Linked DNA regions of Homo sapiens: region 1 is linked to region 2. Evidence: read pairs that join two places in POLR2A ChIA-PET (ENCODE). Cell type or tissue: CD4-positive, alpha-beta T cell. All regions are shown on one strand. Region 1 overlaps SPG11 (SPG11 vesicle trafficking associated, spatacsin). Region 2 overlaps PATL2 (PAT1 homolog 2).

What was found. Peaks named below come from ENCODE experiments on the same cell type or tissue, not always from the same donor. Only the 100,000 strongest peaks of a DNase experiment are listed, where the experiment ranks them.
Region 1: POLR2A ChIA-PET joins it to region 2 with 5 read pairs; 4 of 35 experiments call an interaction of 5 or more read pairs at or near these places.

Annotation. Positions count from the first base shown.
Region 1 is chr15:44,568,862-44,573,861 of GRCh38, reverse strand. It overlaps SPG11 (SPG11 vesicle trafficking associated, spatacsin), which reads left to right. Exons shown (of 40, transcript NM_025137.4): 32 at 117-315; 33 at 1,042-1,179; 34 at 3,204-3,337; 35 at 4,357-4,464. Among named protein-coding and RNA genes, the nearest start is that of EIF3J, 34 kb to the right of the region's middle. In CD4-positive, alpha-beta T cell, no CTCF peak of the experiment used is centred here; no DNase peak of the experiment used is centred here.
Region 2 is chr15:44,681,280-44,686,279 of GRCh38, reverse strand. The region is part of intron 3 of PATL2 (PAT1 homolog 2); the gene reads left to right. Among named protein-coding and RNA genes, the nearest start is that of SPG11, 20 kb to the right of the region's middle. In CD4-positive, alpha-beta T cell, no CTCF peak of the experiment used is centred here; DNase peaks (open chromatin) are centred at 2,859 and 3,249; H3K4me3 peaks cover 622 bases; H3K27ac peaks cover 1,614 bases.

The DNA of each region.
Region 1 (5,000 bases), 110 kb after region 2:
AGGAGTCTGTAAGCTCAGAATACAGTGGAGTCTGTCCACATCAGATTTCAGAAAGGGCTCTTTTGCTTTTTCCTGGCTTCTAAAAGTGGCCTTGACTGGCTTTGTCTTCCTCTCAGGAGTTGGGCTGTTCCTACACAGATGTTGCTGCTCAGGATGGTGAAGCCATGCTCCGGAAAATCTTGGCCTCTCAGCAGCCTGACCGATGCAAACGAGCCCAGGCCTTCATCAGCACACAGGGCCTTAAGCCAGATACTGTGGCTGAACTCGTGGCAGAAGAGGTGACACGGGAGCTGCTTACTTCATCACAGGGAACAGGTGCCCTACCCCCCGGGGATTCCCAACCTCTCTGACAGCATTCTCTAGTTCCCAGTGTTAAGGATTTGGATGTTGTGCTTATATACATCCTGTATGTGGTTCTCTCAAGTTTCTGGATTGCAGTAATGTATTTTGTTTAAATAAAACAAAATACATGCTTTATTTTTTACAAAATACATGTACAAAATACATGCTGTTGCTTTTTATTGTTTTATGATTACACTGGGAGTAGCTGTGGCTTTCTGAGCTAAAGAACTGTCCTGGCCGGGCGCGGTGGCTCACGCCTGTAATCCCAGCACTTTGGGAGGCCAAGGCTGGCAGATCACGAGGTCAGGAGATAGAGACCATCCTGGCTAACACAGTGAAACCCGCCTCTACTAAAAATACAAAAAAGTAGCCGGGCGTGTTGGCGGGCACCTGTAGTCCCAGCTACTCAGGAGGCTGAGGCAGGAGAATCGTTTGAACCTGGGAGGCTGAGGTTGCAGTGAGCCAAGATCACCCCACTGCACTCCAGCCTGGATGACAGAGCAAGACTCCATCTCAAAAAAAAAAAAAAAAAAAAAAAAGAACTCCTGTCCTATAAAATGACCAATAGGCCAAGGGTTTCAAGCTCAGCAAGCGGAGAGCTGCAGAGCTCCATAAGCATTACCTCCTGGTGCCTAAGCCTGGGCAGAGTGGGCCTCTCTTAGATAAAACCAGCACCTGTCTTCACACCTCTCTGTACAGGACATAAGCAGATGTTCAACCCAACAGAGGAAAGCCAGACATTTCTTCAGCTGACCACTCTGTGTCAAGACCGCACATTGGTAGGCATGAAGTTGTTGGATAAGATTTCCTCCGTTCCCCATGGGGAACTGTCTTGCAGTAAGTTATTGACCTTTTTCTTACATATTTTGGCCCTAAACAGGTCTCAAAAGGTCTCCCAGTCTCTCCAAAACTTGATTTGGGTCCCTGTTCCTGCTCTGGATGCCTAGCCCTCCAGCAGGAGTTATAAGTTCTTGGTAGAAAGCCTTAACTTCACTGAAGAAAATTTAGAAATTATGGATGAGTACCCCCAAATTTAAAATCATACAAAAAGGTAACCTTTACTCAACATACTTATTTCACTCTTATATTGCCCTGCAAAGAGAACGTTATTGTCCCCTAGAAGGGAGACAAACTTTACCTTAGGAAAGCTGATTACATCTGTTAAGTGGCAGAGCTGGTATTTGAACCCAGTCCATGGATTCAAAGCCTGTTTATTTTCCATAATGTCTAACTCATTATAGGCCTTCATTAGAATGTGTGATAAGTTCTCTTTTTTAAAAAATGACATTATACTCTGTATAGTTTATAATTTTTTTACTTTATGAATATGCTGTCATTAACATTTTTCATGGCATTGAATATTCTTCTATATAACTTCTAATGGTTACACAGATTTCTTATATATAATGAAAAACTGTATATTAGAATGGGGAACAGTGGCCCACGCCTGTAATCCCAATGCTTTTGAGAGGCCGAGGGCAGAGGATAATTAGAGACTAGGAGTCTGAGACCAATCTGGGCAACATAGTGAGACCCTGTCTCTAAAAATATTTTTAAAAACTTAGCGGGGCATGGTGGTGCACACCTGTAGTCCCAGCTACTTGAGAGGCTGAGGTGGGAGGATCCCTTGAGCCCAGGAGTTGGAGATTGCAATGAGCTGTGATTGCAACACTGAACTCTAGTCTGGGCAACAGAGTAAGATCCATCTCTAAAAGAAATTTAAGGCCAGGCGCAGTGGCTCAAGCCTGTAATCCCAGCACTTTGGGAGGCCGAGGCGGGTGGATCATGAGGTCAGGAGATCGAGATCATCCTGGCTAACACGGTGAAACCCCGTCTCTACTAAAAATACAAAAAATTAGCCGGGCATGGTTGCAGGTGCCTGTAGTCCCAGCTACTCGGGAGGCTGAAGCAGGAGAATGGCCTGAACCCGGGAGGTGGAGCTCGCAGTGAGTGGAGATGGCGCCGCTGCACTCCAGCCTGGGCAACAGAGCAAGCCTCCATCTCAAAAAAAAAAAAAAAAAAAGAAAAGAAATTTAAATAAAAATAGCCTTCTCTATCTCTTCTCGGTCCAGTTCAACAGTATTTACTGAGTGCCAACTTTGTGCCAGACACTATAAGCATCTAGGATATGGTGTATAAGCAATTCCTGGAGCTCAGACTAGGGTCTTAATACACAGTAAGAGCCAGAATGATGGGGTCAAGATAGAGTTCTGGACGAAATGTCCAAACGAAGGCCTGAAGGATTCATTGTCAGGGATGCTTAGGAGTCAGTAGGACTGGAGAGGGCCCTGCAGATGCAAAAGCCCAGAGGCTACAGCATGTTTTAAGGATGGAGAACCTTCTTCAGTCCTCACATTGCAGGTGTTTTTCCCAGTTTGCCTTTTCATTGTGCTTACAGTGATTGTAGTATTTTTAAATCTGTACATGTCAGACTTTCACTACTCTAGAAAGCCAGAACACCAAATGGCACTTGATTAGGCCCTGAGACCTTTTGCTGGGATACAAGCAGAGAATGCCCTTGGATTCATGTTGGCAGGAACTCCATCAGTTTGTCTGCAGAAAGTTTCTCCATGTTTAGAAGGCGAGGGTGCTGTGTTCTCATTTTGGGGGCCTTTTGGGGAAACAGTCACTACATGATTGTCTTTGAGGATTGTGCCATGACTGAGAGAATGATTTGGATGTCATCAAGGGGCTGTCTCAAAGCTACAGCTGCTAAGTTCAGGGACTTCGGAGGGCTGATGGGACGGCCCTCTCCAGACAGGCCCCTTCTCCACCAGGCCCTTTTTCCCTCCTGCCAGGCAGAGGTTGACAGTGGGCAGCCAGGGTTCATAATCTTATCTTACCAGTGCCCACCCTCCCAGCCACAGAGCTCCTGATCCTGGCCCATCATTGCTTCACCCTGACGTGCCACATGGAGGGCATCATCCGAGTCCTACAGGCCGCCCACATGCTCACAGATAACCACCTGGCCCCCAGTGAGGAGTATGGGCTGGTGGTAAGTAGCCCCCTCAACCCCAGTCTCCATCCTGTGGAAACCTTTGAGAGTAGTAGAAAGGGTGGGAGCCAGCCCAGAGCTGATGTAGTCGTAGGGGGTTCTGCCCATCTGGATACCACTACCTACTTGAGAGTTGGCTGGGCAGCCCAACCCTCTGCTCCAAGTTATCATTTCTGTCAGAATCAGAGGTTGCTCCAAAGGAGCGAAAGGGAGAAGATCCCTCCCAGGTTCCAGGGCCATCCCACCCCCTAGTCAGGGCAGTTAACTTTTCTAGATAGAGGGCTAAGACAGCTGCATTTTTCCCCAAAACAAGGTTTGGACCTTCCCCCCATCTCTGAATTGAAGTAAGTCGGCAACTCAGTTCCCATGTGCCTCCCTAAATTCTCTGGGCTTGAAACTGACCTGAGTGGCTGAGCAAGCTACTGGGCCACTGTCATGAGTAGTGGTGAAAAGAGGAAGAGTGCCTGCCCAGGAGAATGGCACTTTAGCACTTGAGAGTCACATTTAAGGACAGCAAAGCCGTTCATGGTGGCTCACGCCTGTAATCCCAGCACTTTGGGAGGCCGAGGCAGGCGGATTGCCTGAGGTCAGGAGTTGGAGACCACCCTGACTAACATGGTGAAACCCTGTCTCTACAAAAATTAGCCAGGCATGGTGGCACATGCCTATAATCCCAGCTACTTGGGAGGCTGAGGCAGGAGAATTGCTTGAACCCGGGAGGCGGAGGTTGCAGTGAGCCGAGGTCGTGCCACTACACTCCAGCCTGGGTGACAGAGCAAGACTCCATCTCAAAAAAAAAAAAAAAAGAACAGCCAGTGGTGGCCCAGTGACTGACATTTCTGAATCCTCCAGAGGCCCCCTGTTGGGTACATGGGAGGGAGCTAAGCATGGTAGCCTGGAAATTAGCCCTTCTCCTCCTGGAGCTTGGCATCTGAAAGCAACCACTGATGGTAGTTGTCTGGCTCAGAGAACTCCAGACTCCAGGTGATGCTGATGCGAGCTGTCCTCCCACTTCACAGGTACGGCTCCTCACTGGCATTGGAAGGTACAACGAGATGACATACATATTTGATTTGCTGCATAAAAAGCACTACTTTGAAGTGCTAATGAGGAAGAAGTTGGATCCGGTAGGTGCAAAGTAATGAGCTCCAGGATGGGGTGTACTGCTGATAATTCAGGAGCCTCAGCTTTTCTCAGGAATAATCTCAGTCAGGGTAGACTCTTGGGAAAATGGAGGGAAGGAATTAGGGACCTCCCCAAGACATACACTGTCACCAGTGGCTTCAGATTCTGGTTCAGATCAGTCCGTGAATATGCTGATGCCATATATTTTTTTTTTCTTTTTCTTTTTTTTTTTTTTGAGACGGAGTTTCGCTCGTTTCTCAGGCTGGAGTGCAAATGGCGTGATCTCGGCGCAACATCCGCCCCCCAGGTTCAAGTGATTCTCCTGTCTCAGCCTCCCAAGTAGCTGGGATTACAGGCATGCACCACCACGCCCGGCTAATTTTTGTTTTTAGTAGAGATGGGGTTTATCCATGTTGGTCAGGCTAGTCTTGAACTCCCGACCTCAGGTGATCCACCCATCTCAGCCTCCCAAAATGCTGGGATTACAGGCATGAGCCACCGTGCCCAGCCGATGCTAAATACTGAAGAAAATAAGTTT
Region 2 (5,000 bases):
CCATGTAGTTTTGCAGTTTTGAGTGAGTTTCTTAATCCTGAGTTCTAATTTGATTGCACTGTGGTCTGAGAGACTGTTTTTTATGATTTCCGTTCTTTTGCATTTGCTGAGGAGTGTTTTACTTCCAATTATGTGGTCAATTTTAGAACAAGTGCGATGTGGTGCTGAGAAGAATGTATATGCTGTTGATTTGGGGTGGAGAGTTCTGTAGATGTCTATTAGGTCCACTTGGTCCAGAGCTGAGTTCAAGTCCTGAATATCCTTGTTAATTTTCTGTCTCGTTGATCTGTCTAATATTGACAGTGGGGTGTTAAAGTCTCCCACTATTATTGTGTGGGAGTCTAAGTCTCTTTGTAGGTCTCTAAGAACTTGCTTTATGAATCTGGGTGCTCCTGTATTGGGTGCATATATATTTAGGATAGTTAGCTCTTCTTGCTGCATTGATCCCTTTACCATTATGTAATGCCCTTCTTTGTCTCTTTTGATCTTTGTTGGTTTAAAGTCTGTTTTATCTGGGACTAGGATTGCAACCCCTGCTTTATTTGCTTTCCATTTCCTTGGTAAATATTCCTCCATCCCTTTATTTTGAACCTATGTGTGTCTTTGCACATGAGATGGGTCTCCTGAATACAGCACACTGATGGGTCTTGATTTTTTTCTTTTTTTTTTTTTGAGACAGAGTCTCACTCTGTTGCCCAGGCTGGAATGCAAAGGCGCAATCTCAGCTCACTGCAACCTCTGCCTCCTGGGTTCAAGCAATTCTCCTGCCTCAGCCTCCCAAGTAGCTGGGATTACAGGTGTGTGCCACCAGGCCCAGCTAATTTTTTGTATTTTTAATAGAGATGGGGTTTCACCATGTTGGCCAGGATGGTCTCAATCTCTTGACCTCGTGATCCACCCGCCTTGGCCTCCCAAAGTGATGGGATTACAGGCGTGAGCCACCGTGCCTGGCAGGGTCTTGACTTTTTATCCAGTTTGCCAGTCTGTGTCTTTTAATTGGGGCATTTAGCCTGTTTACATTTAAGGTTAATATTGTTATGTGTGAATTTGATCCTGTCATTATGATGCTAGCCGGTTATTTTGCCCGTTAGTTGACACAGTTTCTTCATAGTGTTGATGGTCTTTACAATTTGGTATGTTTTTGCAATGGCTGGTATCGGTTGTTCCTTTCCATGTTTAGTGCTTCCTTCAGGAGCTCTTGTAAGGCAGGCCTGTTGGTGACAAAATCTCTCAGCATTTGCTTGTCTGTAAAGGATTTTATTTCTCCTTCACTTATGAAGCTTAGTTTGGCTGGATATGAAATTCTGGGTTGAAAATTCTTTCCTTGAAGAATGTTAAATATTGGTCCCAACTCTCTTCTGGATTGTAGGGTTTCTGCAGAGAGATCCACTGTTAGTCTGATGGACTTACCTTTCTGGGTAACCCAACCTTTCTCTCTGGCTGCTCTTAACATTTTTTCCTTCATTTCAACCTTGGTGGATCTGATGATTATGTGTCTTGGGGTTGCTCTTCTCGAGGAATATCTTCGTGGTGTTCTCCATATTTCCTGAATTTGAATGTTGGCCTGTCTTGCTAGGTTGGGGAAGTTCTCCTGGATAATATCCTGAAGAGTGTTTTCCAGCTTGTTTCCATTCTCCCCATCACTTTCGGGTACACCAATCAAATGTAGATTTGGTCTTTTCCACATAGTGCCATATTTCTCAGAGGCTTTGTTCATTACTTTTCATTTTTTTTTTCTAATCTTGTCGTCTTGCTTTATTTCATTAAGCTGATCTTCAATCGCCGGTATTCCTTCTTCTGCTTGATCAATTCAGCTATTAATACTTGTGAATGCTTCACAAAGTTCTTGTGCTGTGTTTTTCAGCTCTATCAGGTCATTTATGTTCTTCTCTAAACTAGTTATTCTAGTTAGCAATTCCTCCAACCTTTTTTCAAGCTTCTTAGCTTCCTTGCATTGGGTTAGAACATGCTCCTTTAGCTTGGAGCAGTTTGTTATTACCCACCTTCTGAAGCCTCTTCTGTCAATTCATCAAACTCATTCTCTGTCCACTTTTGTTCCCTTGCTGGAAGGAGTTGTGATCCTTTGGAGGAGAAGGGATGTTCTGGTTTTTAGAATTTTCAGCCTTTTTGTGCTGGTTTTTCCTCATCTTCATGGATTTATCTACCTTTGGTCTTTGATGTTGGTAACCTTCGGATGGGGTTTCTGTGTGGATTTTTTTTTTTTTTATGTTGATGCTATTCCTTTCTGTTTGTTAGTTTTCCTTCTAACAGTCAGGCCCCTCTGCTGCAGGTCTGTTGGAGTTTGCTGGAGGTCCACTCCAGACCCTGTTTTCCTGGGTATCACCAGCGGAGACTGCAGAACGGCAAAGATTGCTGCTTGTTCCTTCCTCTGGAATTTTTGTCCCAGAGGGGCACCCACAAGATGCCAGCCGGAGCTCTCCTGTATGAAGTGTCTGTCGACCCCTGCTGGGAGGTGTCTCCCAGTCAGGAGGCATGGGGGTCAGGGACACACTTGAGGAGGCAGTCTGTCCCTCAGCAGAGCTTGAGCACTATGCTGGGAGATCCGCTGCTCTCTTCAGAGTCAGCAGGCAGGAATGTTTAAGTCTGCTGAAGCTGTGCCCACAGCTGCCCCTTCTACCAGGTGCTCTGTCTGTCCCAGGGAGATGGGAGTTTTATCTATAAGCCCCTGACTGGGGCTACTGCCTTTCTTTCAGAGATACCCTGCCCAGAGAGGAGGAATCTAGAGAGGCAGTCTGGCTACAGCAGCTTTGCGGAGCTGCAGTGGACTCCACCCAGTTTGAACTTCCTGGTGGCTTTGTTTACACTGTGAGGTGAAAACCACCTACTCAAGCCTCAGTAATGGCAAACGCCCCTCCCCCCACCAAGCTCAAGTGTCCCAGCTTGACTTCAGACTGCTGTGCTGGCAGTGAGAATTTCAAGCCAGTGCATCTCAGCTTGCTGGGCTCTGTGGGGGTGGGATCCACTGAGCTAGACCACTTGGCTCCCTGGCTTCAGCACCCTTTCCAGAGGAGTGAATGGTTCTGTCTCGCTGGCATGCCAGACGCCACTGGGGTATGAAAAAAAAAACTGCAGCTAGCTCAGTGTCTGCCCAAACAGCTGCCCAGTTTTGTGCTTGAAACCCAAGGCCCTGGTGGCATAGGCACCTGAGGGAATCTCCTGTTCTGTGGGTTGTGAAGAGGATGGGAAAAGCGTAGTATCTGGGTCAGAGTGCACCGTCCCTCAAGGCACAGTCCCTCACAGTCCCTTGGCTAGGAGAGGGAGTTCCCCAACCCCTTGCACTTCCCGGGTAAGGCAATGCCCCACCCTGCTTTGGCTCACCCTCCGTGGGCTGCACCCACTGTCTAACCAGTCCCAGTGAGATGAGCTGGGTACCTCAGTTGGAAATGCAGAAATCACCCACTTTCTGTGTTGATCTCTCTTGGAGCTACAGACCAGAGCTATTCCTATTTGGCCATCTTGCCAGCCACCGTTTTGAGATTTTTTTTATGTTTAAATCTTTGCTCCATCTAGCATTTACTTTGGCATAAATATGTCTTCAATATAGAAGTTTAACTTTCTTTAGTGAAATCTACGTATCTTTTCTTTTATGATTTCTGGCTTAGATATTCTGGTTTGTTTCTTGGAATGAAATTTCTTGGGAAGAACGTGAGGAGTGAGCTGGAGTAGGACACACCCAGGTGGCTGGCAAGAAACCCCTCTGAAGAAGTCTCTCTCTCAGGGAAAGGTCCATAATTTTCCATTCCAGTTCAGCTCAGTCAACATCTACTAAGAACCTACTCTGTTCCAGAGACTGTGTTAAGTGCCAGGGGCACAGAGATGAGGAACATCTCTGCTTGCAAGTGGGAGTGACAAATTTAGAAACAGAATGACGACACAGTGTGGTAGGTGCAATGAGCAAAAAGCATAAGGATCAGTGAGCACACATAAGGGTGCCTATCCCAGGCTGGAAGGGAAAAGCCTATCTGAGAAGGCCTCCTGGAGGAGATGAATCCTGGGCCGAGTTTGTTTTTCCCATTTGAATAACTAGAATATTAGAATAAGACCATTCAATAAAGACAATTCTGAAATCACCTTCCAATTAAAACAACTCTTACTTTGTAACTTCATGTTGCTTATATGACATAATGCACAGCATATTACCTGCTAAGATACACACTTTCAATATCATTGGAAAGACAGAACTGGAACAGAAAGCTGCCTTAATCAACAACAGAATATAGCTCCCAGACCAAGGGCGAGAGGTCTCCAGTGTAGGGACAACCTGGTGCACAGCGATTACGAGAGAAGGCTAAAGTGGAACCCTAATTTCTCCATGCAGCTAAAAGCAGTTTACTATTTCTGAAACTCAATCTAGAAGGTAGGGAACTTTAAGATAGGAGACTGGTTGCTTTCTATGACAGTCAGGGCCAGATTGTAAAGGGGCTTATGCTTTATGTAAAGAATGGGACATGAGAAACACTGAGGTGTTGTAAGTTGAGGGGTGTCTGATCTGACAAAACAACTTGGAAATCATCAGCATGAGATGAGATTGCCCAGGGATATCAGGTTGCAGAGGATTTAACCTTTGCAGATCCTTGATCCCTTTGAGGATGTGATAAAAGCTACAGATGCTCTTTCCAGAAAAACAAACATACTGAAAACCACACCAACATATACACAATTTCAGGGGATCCTCAGATTAAGAATATTTGATATATAGAGGACTGAGAAGTAGCCTGAGGAAGCGGATATTCAAAGGATGGGAAGAAGATGAGGGGAGCAGGAAAAGGGCCAAAGAAAAATGACCCAAGAGGTACTGGAAGAGCCAGGAGACAAGTGTTGGGAAGCTGTGGGAGCACAGAGATCCAAGGAGGATGTGATCAGCAGTGTTGAATGCTGTAGAGATGTCAGCTAAGGTCAGGACTGAAACATGTCTTTTGCACTTACAGTTAAGAAATCACAGCCGAGAGAAGTGGCTCACATCTGTAATCCCAGCACTT